2 separate regions of the Homo sapiens genome follow, and region 2 is linked to region 1. A link is an interaction called in ENCODE POLR2A ChIA-PET data of the cell type or tissue named here. Cell type or tissue: IMR-90. All regions are shown on one strand. Each heading gives the region's core, and the rest is flanking DNA. Links, peaks and the distances in the headings are about the cores only.

Region 1 (4,397 bases), core at 144-4,143:
GAGCCCTTTCACATGTGCTCTTGGCCATTTGCCTGTCTTCTCTGGGAAGATGTCTATTTAGATATTTTGCTGACTATTAAACTGGCATATTTGCCTTCTTATTGAGTGTAAAAGTTTTTTTATATATTCTGGATACAAGGGGAGTAACACATTTACTTGATGGAGGGAGAATGGTTCACGACCCTCCTGCCCAGTCTGTAGTGGCCTGGCCAGCAGGTTCTCCATGGCTCTTCTTTTCTCAGTGCCAGCGTGTGGCCCTTAGGGGACTCCTAGAAGCAGTTCTTTGAACTCTACCTCCTCCATGGTGTAAACAAGCGCAAAGGGGCAACGTGGGGACACAGAAATAGAAAGAGCTTCCTCAACTGCATAGGTGCTTAGAAAGGGCTATAGAGGGGCCTGGGGAATGAGCTCCTCTTCAGTGAAGGGTTTCTATCTCGTGTTTAGCTAAGCGAGCTTCCACTCCATGACAGGGGAGTAGTATATGGTTTATCCTGGCCCTGGTCAGCATTCAGAGTCCTTTATTTTATGGCTCTGCCTTACTCAGCCCCATCACCCCAAGTCAGTGCACAGAGCCAGGATTCGAGATGTACTTAGCCTTCCCCATGGCCTCAGTTCTCACTGGGCTCCCTCCTGCCTCAGTAGCCCAGTTCCCTGTGGCCCAGTGCCATGGACAGCTGGCCAGCCCCCAGTGGCTGAACTGTCTACTCCTCAAGGAGATTGTGCCTTGAGGACGCAGTCTGTGTCTCATCCACCTGTGTAGCCCCAAGCCAGTACCGAATGTAGCTCAAAACACCTTTGCAGACAATTTTCTTAAGCCACTGAATGAGGAAGAAGGAATGAGTTCGTATATTGGAAATAGGAAAACTGAGACTCAGACAGATTAAGTAGTCTGTCTACTAGAAGACTCAAGACCTCCAGAATCACGTGGGTTGTCAGTGAAGGGGCTGGATCTCAAATTAAGATTCTCTAATCCCCAGAGTTCTTTTTCCACTACATTAAGTTATGAGTCCTAGCCTTTTATCTTCAGACATTTCAACTTAGAGGACAAATGCTTAAACTACGAGGCAGATCAGAGATGGTTCTGAGGGGTGATACCTCCAGAGTGGAGGGGGCAAATGGGATGGTGAGGTAATTGTACATGTGGTTTAGATGGAAATGTCAGGGAGTAAGTATTTCTTATTTCAACTTAGAGGAGGAATATTTATATATAAGGCAAATTAGGGATGGTTCTGAGGGGTGAAACCACCACAGTGGAGGGGGCAAATGGGATGGCGAGGAAATTGTATATGTGGTTTCGATAGTCGATGGAGATGTCAGGGAGTAAAGACCTCTCCAGAGATTACTCTGATTTGTGAGACACTGCAAGATCTCTTGGAGGAGCTGGGATTTGAGGATTGAAAATTAACAGTGCTAGGAAGAACCTTAGAGGCAGCAGAATCATGGCATAGGAGAGGGATAGGGTAGGACACGTTTGGGACTTGGGGAGTTGTCCCTGTGGCATGTGGGTATCTCAGGAGCATGGGGAATTGTAGCTAGAGAGCTGGGGTGAGATCTTTCTGAAGGTCAAGCTGAAGCATTTTTCTCCTGCAGTGAGACCTGATTAGAGGCCCTAGAGGAGTCAGTTGGCTAACCAGGATCTCATACATGTTTTCTCCAGTTTCATGAAACATTGAGAGTGTTCTTTTTCTTATATAACTTTCTGGTCTCAGCTATTCTGATTACACCATCTCAAAAATCAGAGACTCTTGAAACATCTTTGCAATAAAAAGAAAATGGTGCTTTTTGTTTGCTGTTTGGCGAGAAGCTGGCTCCAGAAATGCTCTATAGGAGAGTAAGCAAAAGATACGAAGGCGGGCACCTTGGCAACGTGAATGTATCTCTTAGTTAAACAGCTTCCTGGCTTGACTGAGCAGGGTTTGCTTTCAGCCCCCTCACACTACAGTAGGGCAGGAAATGTTTTTTAATCAGCCTTAGTTTTCTAGATATGAGCATTGTGCCTAGTAGACAGTGGGAACTGACTGATTGAGTGAATGAAACAAACATATTCAATGAGCCAGTTAAAAAATGAATGAATGAATACTGTGATGGTTTGTTTCTCCTATACATACCATTACCCAATTAGTAATAGTGAATCACAGGGTTACTTCTCCCAGTGCTTGGTAGTTTCCTGGGAAATAAAAGAAAGTCACTGATACGGTTACTGTAAAGAGAATTTAACAATTGGCCAGACGCAGTGGCTCACGTCTGTAATCCCAGCACTTTGGGAGACCAAGGCAGGTGGATCACATGAGGTCAGGAGTTCGAGACCACCCTGGCCAACATGGCGAAACCCTGTCTCTGCTAAAAATACAAACATTAGCCTGGCATGGTGGAGGGCGCCTGTAATTCCAGCTACTTGGGAGGCTGAGGCAGGAGAATCACTTGAACCCAGGAGGCGGAGATTGCAGTGAGCCAAGATTGTGCCATTGCACTCCAGCTTGGGTGACAGAGTGAGACTCTGTCTCAAAAAAAAAAAAAAAGAGTTTAACAATCTAGGACAGTCTGATTTGATGGTAGTTTACCAAATATTTTAAATTTTGATGGACTTACAGAGAAATTAGTCCATTGTAACTTTATTTTTTGCAGAGAGTTCACATATAAACCAGTTGCCCAGCCTCACTATGAGAAAAGGTTTGAAAGTCTCCAGTTTCCTGTCACTTCAAGTCTATTTCCTTTTTTTTTTCTTTATTTCTTCTTAAAAAAAACACTTTAAAAAATGGGATACATGTGCAGAACATGCAGGTTCGTTACATAGGTATACTTGTGTCATGGTAGTTTGCTGCACCTATTGACCCGTCCTCCAAGTTCCTCCCCTCAGTCCCCATCCCCCAATAGGCCCTGGTGTGTGTTGTTTCTCTCTTTGTGTCCATGTATTCTCAATGTTCAGCCCCTACCTATGAGTGAGAACATGGGGTATTTGGTTTTCTGTTCCTGTGTTAGTTTGCTGAGGATGATGGCTTCTAGTTTCTTCCATGTCCCTGCAAAGGACATGATCTCATTCCTTTTTACGGCTGCATAGTATTCCATGGTGTATATGTACCACATTTTCTTTATCCAGTCTATCATTGATGGGCATTTGGGTTGGTTCCATGTCTTTGTTATTGTAAATAGTGCTGCAATAAACATATGTATGCATGTGTCTTTATAGCAGAATGATTTATAATCCTTTGGGTCTATACCCAGTAATGGGATTGCTGGGTCAAATGGTATTTCTGGTTCTAGATCCTTGAGGAATCGCCATACTGTCTTCCGCAGTGGTTGAACTAATTTACCTTCCCACCAACAGCGTAAAAGTGTTCCTGTTTCTCCACAGCCTCACCAGCATCTATTGTTTCCTGACTTTTTAATAATCACCATTCTGACTAGCATGAGATGGTATCTCATTGTGGTTTTGATTAGCTTTTCTCTGATGATCAGTGATGTTGAGCTTTTTTCTTATGTTTCTTGGCCACGTAAATGTCTTCTTTTGAGAAAAGTCTATTTCCTATTTAATCTTAGATTCATGATCTTCAGAAGCCCTTGGATCTGGGTCTCTCTTGCAGAATTGGAAGAGAAACACTCACTACCATTATTTCTGTATTTTTGGCCTAGTGAGGAGAACTTTCAGCTAGCAATCAGGAAACCTGAAAGACCCACCTCTTTTATTAACATGAAAATGTTATCCAAGTAGCATTATCTCTTACTTGTTTTGTGAACTTGTTGTGAGGAATTTACAAAACCCTTTAGACAATGTGGAGTTTTAACACAATTTGAAATCCTGAAGAAAAAGGAGCCATGGAAGAGACCCAAAGGCTTACATTAGAGGGAGCAAGTGTGCTCTTTCAAGTCATGGGAGGGAGCCACTGTGGTTCCAAGTAGGAAAAACTAATCTAGCATCTTCTTTTAAATGAAAATTTCTCCTATGAAAATCTGGCTTTCAGCCTGATCTGGAATGGTGCCAGTGAGTGGGCAGGCAAAGAAAAGACAGTGAGTGGTAGCTAATTAATTAGTCAATCAAAAAGTATTTATAGTTCTCTAGGTATAGGGCACCATGCTGGACTCAGTGGGAGATGCAAAGAAGAGTAAGACCCAACCTCAGCCCCTGAAAAGCTTGCAGCCGGTCTCCTTGGGAGGCGAGGTGTACAGGTGCTGACAGGAAAGAAAGCACAAGGCAGGTTTTTAATTGGGCCGTATGTCTCACAGATGCAAAATAGGTAATCCAGGCACATAGGTTGTTATTCTAGGCTTATCACCATTGACATTGCGCCATGGAGTGTCAACATTCAGAGCATCTGTGAAAGCTGCTTTTATAACTGGTTAGAGTGAGCTAGTTAAGGGCTTAACAGACCCTTCACCAATGAGCACAAGATGGGTTGGGT
Region 2 (4,397 bases), core at 153-4,152, 83 kb before region 1:
CTTTCCATCATAGCCTGAAGCCTCTTTTGTAACAACAACAACACAATCACCACCTGATGTTTATGTACTTATCCACTTATAAAATATATATTCTAAGTAAAAATATAAATTTTAAAAAATGATAAGCAAAAGCCACCCTCCCCATATCTTGCCTCCACCCCAGCTCTGGACAAATAACCACTGCTGGGCCGGGCACAGTGGCTCACGCCTATAATCCCAGCACTTTGGGAGGCTGAGACAGGTGGATCACCTGAGGTCAGGAGTTCAAGACCAGCCTGACCAACATGGAGAAATCCCCATCTCTACTAAAAATACAAATTAACCGGGTGTGGTGGCGCATGCCTGTAATCCTAGCTACTCAGGAGGCTGAGGCAGGAGAATTGCTTGAATCCGGGAGGCGGAGGTTGTGGTGAGCTGAGATCACGCCACTGCACTCCAGCCTGGGCAAAAAGAGCAAAACTCTGTCTCAAAAAAAACAAAACAAAACAAAAAACAACCATTATTGGCACCTGCTTGTGTGTCTTACAGGAATTTTCCATTCATGCACAGCATATATATATGTTGTTATTATTATTATTTTTGAGACAGTCTCGCTCTGTCACCCAGGCTGGAGTGCAGCAGCACAATTTCGGCTCACTACAACCTCCGCCTCCTGGGTTCAAGCAATTCTCCTGCCTCAGCCTCCCGAGTAGCTGGGATTACAGGTGCGAGTCACCACGCCTGGCTAATTTTTGTATTTTTAGTAGAGATGGAGTTTCACCATGTTGGTCAGGCTGGTCTCGAACTCCTGACTTCGTGATCCACCTGCCTCAGCCTCCCAAAGTGCTGGGATTACAGGCATGAGTCACCATGCCCGACCTGTGGTTATTTTTCATACAAATCATATAATACATGTGGTTATGCCCTTTGATTTTTTTACCCAGCAATATATCCTGAACACTTTTAATAGAATCCAGAGTCTACACCCTTGTTTAATGGCTGCATGATATTCCATTATAAGCACCATAATTTATATAGCTAGTTATTAGTATACATTTAAACATTTCTTGTCTTTTAATATCACAAAGGAGGCTGGGCACAGTGACTCAAGCCTATAATCCCAACACTTTGGGAGGCCAAGGTGGGCAGATCACTTGAGCCCAGGAAATCAGCCTGGGCAATATAGTGAAACCCCGTTACAAAAAAAAAAAAAAAAAAAAAAGCCAGGTATGGTGACTCGAACCTGTAGTCCCTGCTACAAGGGAAACAGGTGAGAAGATTGCTTGAGCCCCGGGAGGTCGAGGCTGCAGTGAGCCGTCATTGCACCATTGCACTCCAGCCTGGGCAACAGACTCAGTCCCTGTTTTAGAAAAATACGTATCACAAAGGATGGAAATATGTCACCAATGTATTCGAGACTCCCTCATTTATATCTCAAGCCTTCACCTCTCCCCTAGATTCTTATAGGCCCTAACTACTTGGTATCTTCACTTTTAATATCTAATAGACATCAAAAACTTACCCAGAAGAGTAGAAGATAATTCTTTTTTTTTATTATTTTTATTTTTGAGACAGAATCTCGCTCTGTCACCCAGGCTGGAGTGCAGTGGCATGATTTCGGCTCACTGCAACCTCTGCATCCCAGGTTCAAGCAACTCTCCTACCCTCAACCTCCTGAGTTAGCTGGGACTACAGGTGCGTGCCACCGCACCCAGCTAATTTTTGTATTTTTAGTAGAGACAGGGTTTCGCCATGTTGGCCAGGCTGGTCTCGAACTCCTGACTTCAGGTAATCCACCCACCTCAGCCTCCCAAAGTGCTGAGATTACAGGTGTGAGTCACTGCACTTGGCCCAGAAGAGAATTCTTGTCTATCCCCATCAAATCTTTCCTTTCTTAATATCCCTCTTTTCAATTAATGGCACCTCCATCCATCCAGTAATACAGACTAAAATATTAATATTAGCAGTCATTATTATTGCCTATCTTTTCCTCTACTCACATATCCAATTTCTCATTGGCTTCACAGTATGTCCTAAATTCCCCTACTTTCTCTGATCTGCACTGCTCTCTCCCTAGGCTAAGCTCTTCCCATGCTTCCCCTGGTCTACTGCTATCATCTCCTGGCTGGTTTGTTTCTCTGCTTCTGCTTTTAACCCTGCAGCTCCATTCACTACCAAGTAGCTAGAGTGCTCTGTTGCTTCTTTATCGTATGTACACAAGTGTATCCAATATATAAATTCTAGGTTAAGAAATTATAAAAACAAACACCAAACACCCATCATCCAGTTTAGCAAAGAGACTATCACCAATACATAATCTTTTTTTTTTTTTTTTTTGAGATGGAGTCTGTCGCCAGGCTGGAGTGCAATGGCGTGGTCTTAGCTCACTGCAACCTCCACCTCCAAGGTTCAAGTGATTCTCCTGCCTCAGTTTCCCGAGTATGGGGGATGACAGGCGCCCGCCACCATGCCTGGCTAATTTTTGTAGTTTTAGTAGAGACGGGGGTTTCATCATGTTGGCCAAGCTGGTCTTGAACTCCTGACCTTGTGATCCACCCGACTTGGCCTCCCAAAGTGCTGGGATTACAGGCGTGAGCCACTGTGCCTGGTCACCAATACATAATCTTGAAGCTCCCCTACCCCTTCACGAATGCCCTTCTTCAATCATATACCTGCCCTCCCCACAAAGGTAGCCACTTTATTGACTTTTATGCTCCTAACTCACTGTGTTTTTTACTGTTTTTACCACCTGTGTAATTTTCCCTACAACAGTAAAGTAACTAATCCTTAGTAAGATTTCTGGTTCTCAGCTCCTTCTGGACATCCACAAATTTGCTATTAGGCATAATCATCTGAATTAAGTAATGAAATGTAAGGAGAAGTGACACATATGAAAATGTAGGCTGGGCATGGTGGCTCACACCTGTAATCGCAACACTTTGGGAGGCCGAGGTGGGAGAATTGTTACTGAAACATCAGAAGTTTGGTCTGGGTCCTGCTGTTGGCTGCACAGTAAGGCAGTCACTGAGATGACGAATATTGCCAAGGAAGAAGGCTTTAATCAGGTGCAGCAGAGGCGATGGGAGCTCATCTCAAATCCACCTCCCTTAGCTACTAAAACTAGGGATTTACATAGCAGGGAAGAAATGTAACAATGTATAAGAAAACAGGAACTAGGGAGAGGCAAGGAAGCAATCATGATGAATGAGGGGTCTGGCATCTCATTGTCTGGATGTGGTCGTCTGGTGAGTTTCAGTTCTATACTTTTTGGAGAGGCCTGAAGGTCCTTTCCTGAGGAAGGAACTCAGATAAAACAAATGTAAGCTTCAAGCTTTAAGACCAGAGTCAATATCTATCTTTGTCCAAAAAACAAACAAAAAACAAAAACAAACAAAAAAACTGTTTTGGGACTATTGGGTCGGTTTCAGAATCACTTGAGGCCAAGAGTTAAAGACCAGCCTGGGCAACATAGCAATACCCTCTCTCTACAAAAAAAGACAAAAAAAAAAAATCAGTGGTGGTGTTTGTTTGCCTGTAATCCCAGCTACTGAGGAGGCTGAGGCAGGAGGATCACCTGAGCTCAGGAGATTGAGGCTGCAGTGAGCTGTGATTGTGCCACTGCACTACAGCCTGGGACACAAGAGCTAGACTCTGTCTCAAAAACAGAAAATAAAAATAAAATGTAATGATTTTAAATTAAGTTTTGAATATAGTTTCATAAAGTATATTATTCTAAATTTACAATTGAGCTTTTCTAAAAACATTCATGATACTTTTCTTTTTTCTTTTTTTTTTGAGACGGAGTCTTGCTCTGTTGTCCAGGCTGGAGTGCGGTGGCACAATCTCAGCTCACTGCAAGCTCCGCCTCCTGGGTTCACGCCATTCTCCTGCCTCAGCCTCCTGATTAACTGGGACTGCAGAAGCCCACCACCACACCCGGCTAATCTTTTGTGTTTTTAGTAGAGACGGGGTTTCATCCTGTTAGCCAGGATGGTCTCGATCTCCTGACCTCGTGATCTGCCCGCCTCCGCATCCCAAAGTGCTGGGATTGCAGGCTTGAGCCACCGCACCTGGCCACATTCAAGATACTTTTCTCTTGTCTCCTGGCTTCTAATGTTGCAGTGAAGAAGTCAGCTACAAATCTAATTGCCGTTTCTTTATGGTGAGTCATCTTTTCTCTCTGGCTGCTTTTAAAATATTCTTTTATTTTTGGTTCCCTGCAGTTTTACTTAGTTATAGTGAGGTGTGTATTTTTTTTTTTTTTTTTTTTTTTTGAGACGGAGTCTCGCTCTGTTGCCCAAGCTGGAGTGCAATGGCTCAATCTCTGCGCACTGCAAGCTCCGCTTCCCGGGTTCACGCCATTTTCCTGCCTCAGCCTCTCGAGTAGCTGGGACGACTACAGGTGCCTGCCACCATGC

What was found. ChIA-PET counts read pairs that join two places held together with the same protein. Peaks named below come from ENCODE experiments on the same cell type or tissue, not always from the same donor. Only the 100,000 strongest peaks of a DNase experiment are listed, where the experiment ranks them.
Region 2: POLR2A ChIA-PET joins it to region 1 with 5 read pairs; 4 of 35 experiments call an interaction of 5 or more read pairs at or near these places.

The regions. Positions count from the first base shown.
Region 1 is chr6:17,411,550-17,415,946 of GRCh38, forward strand. All of the region lies in intron 1 of CAP2 (cyclase associated actin cytoskeleton regulatory protein 2), which reads left to right. Among named protein-coding and RNA genes, the nearest start is that of CAP2, 20 kb to the left of the region's middle. In IMR-90, for the core only: no CTCF peak of the experiment used is centred there; a DNase peak (open chromatin) is centred at 2,132; H3K27ac peaks cover 432 bases.
Region 2 is chr6:17,328,414-17,332,810 of GRCh38, forward strand. No RefSeq gene overlaps it. Among named protein-coding and RNA genes, the nearest start is that of RBM24, 49 kb to the left of the region's middle. In IMR-90, for the core only: no CTCF peak of the experiment used is centred there; no DNase peak of the experiment used is centred there.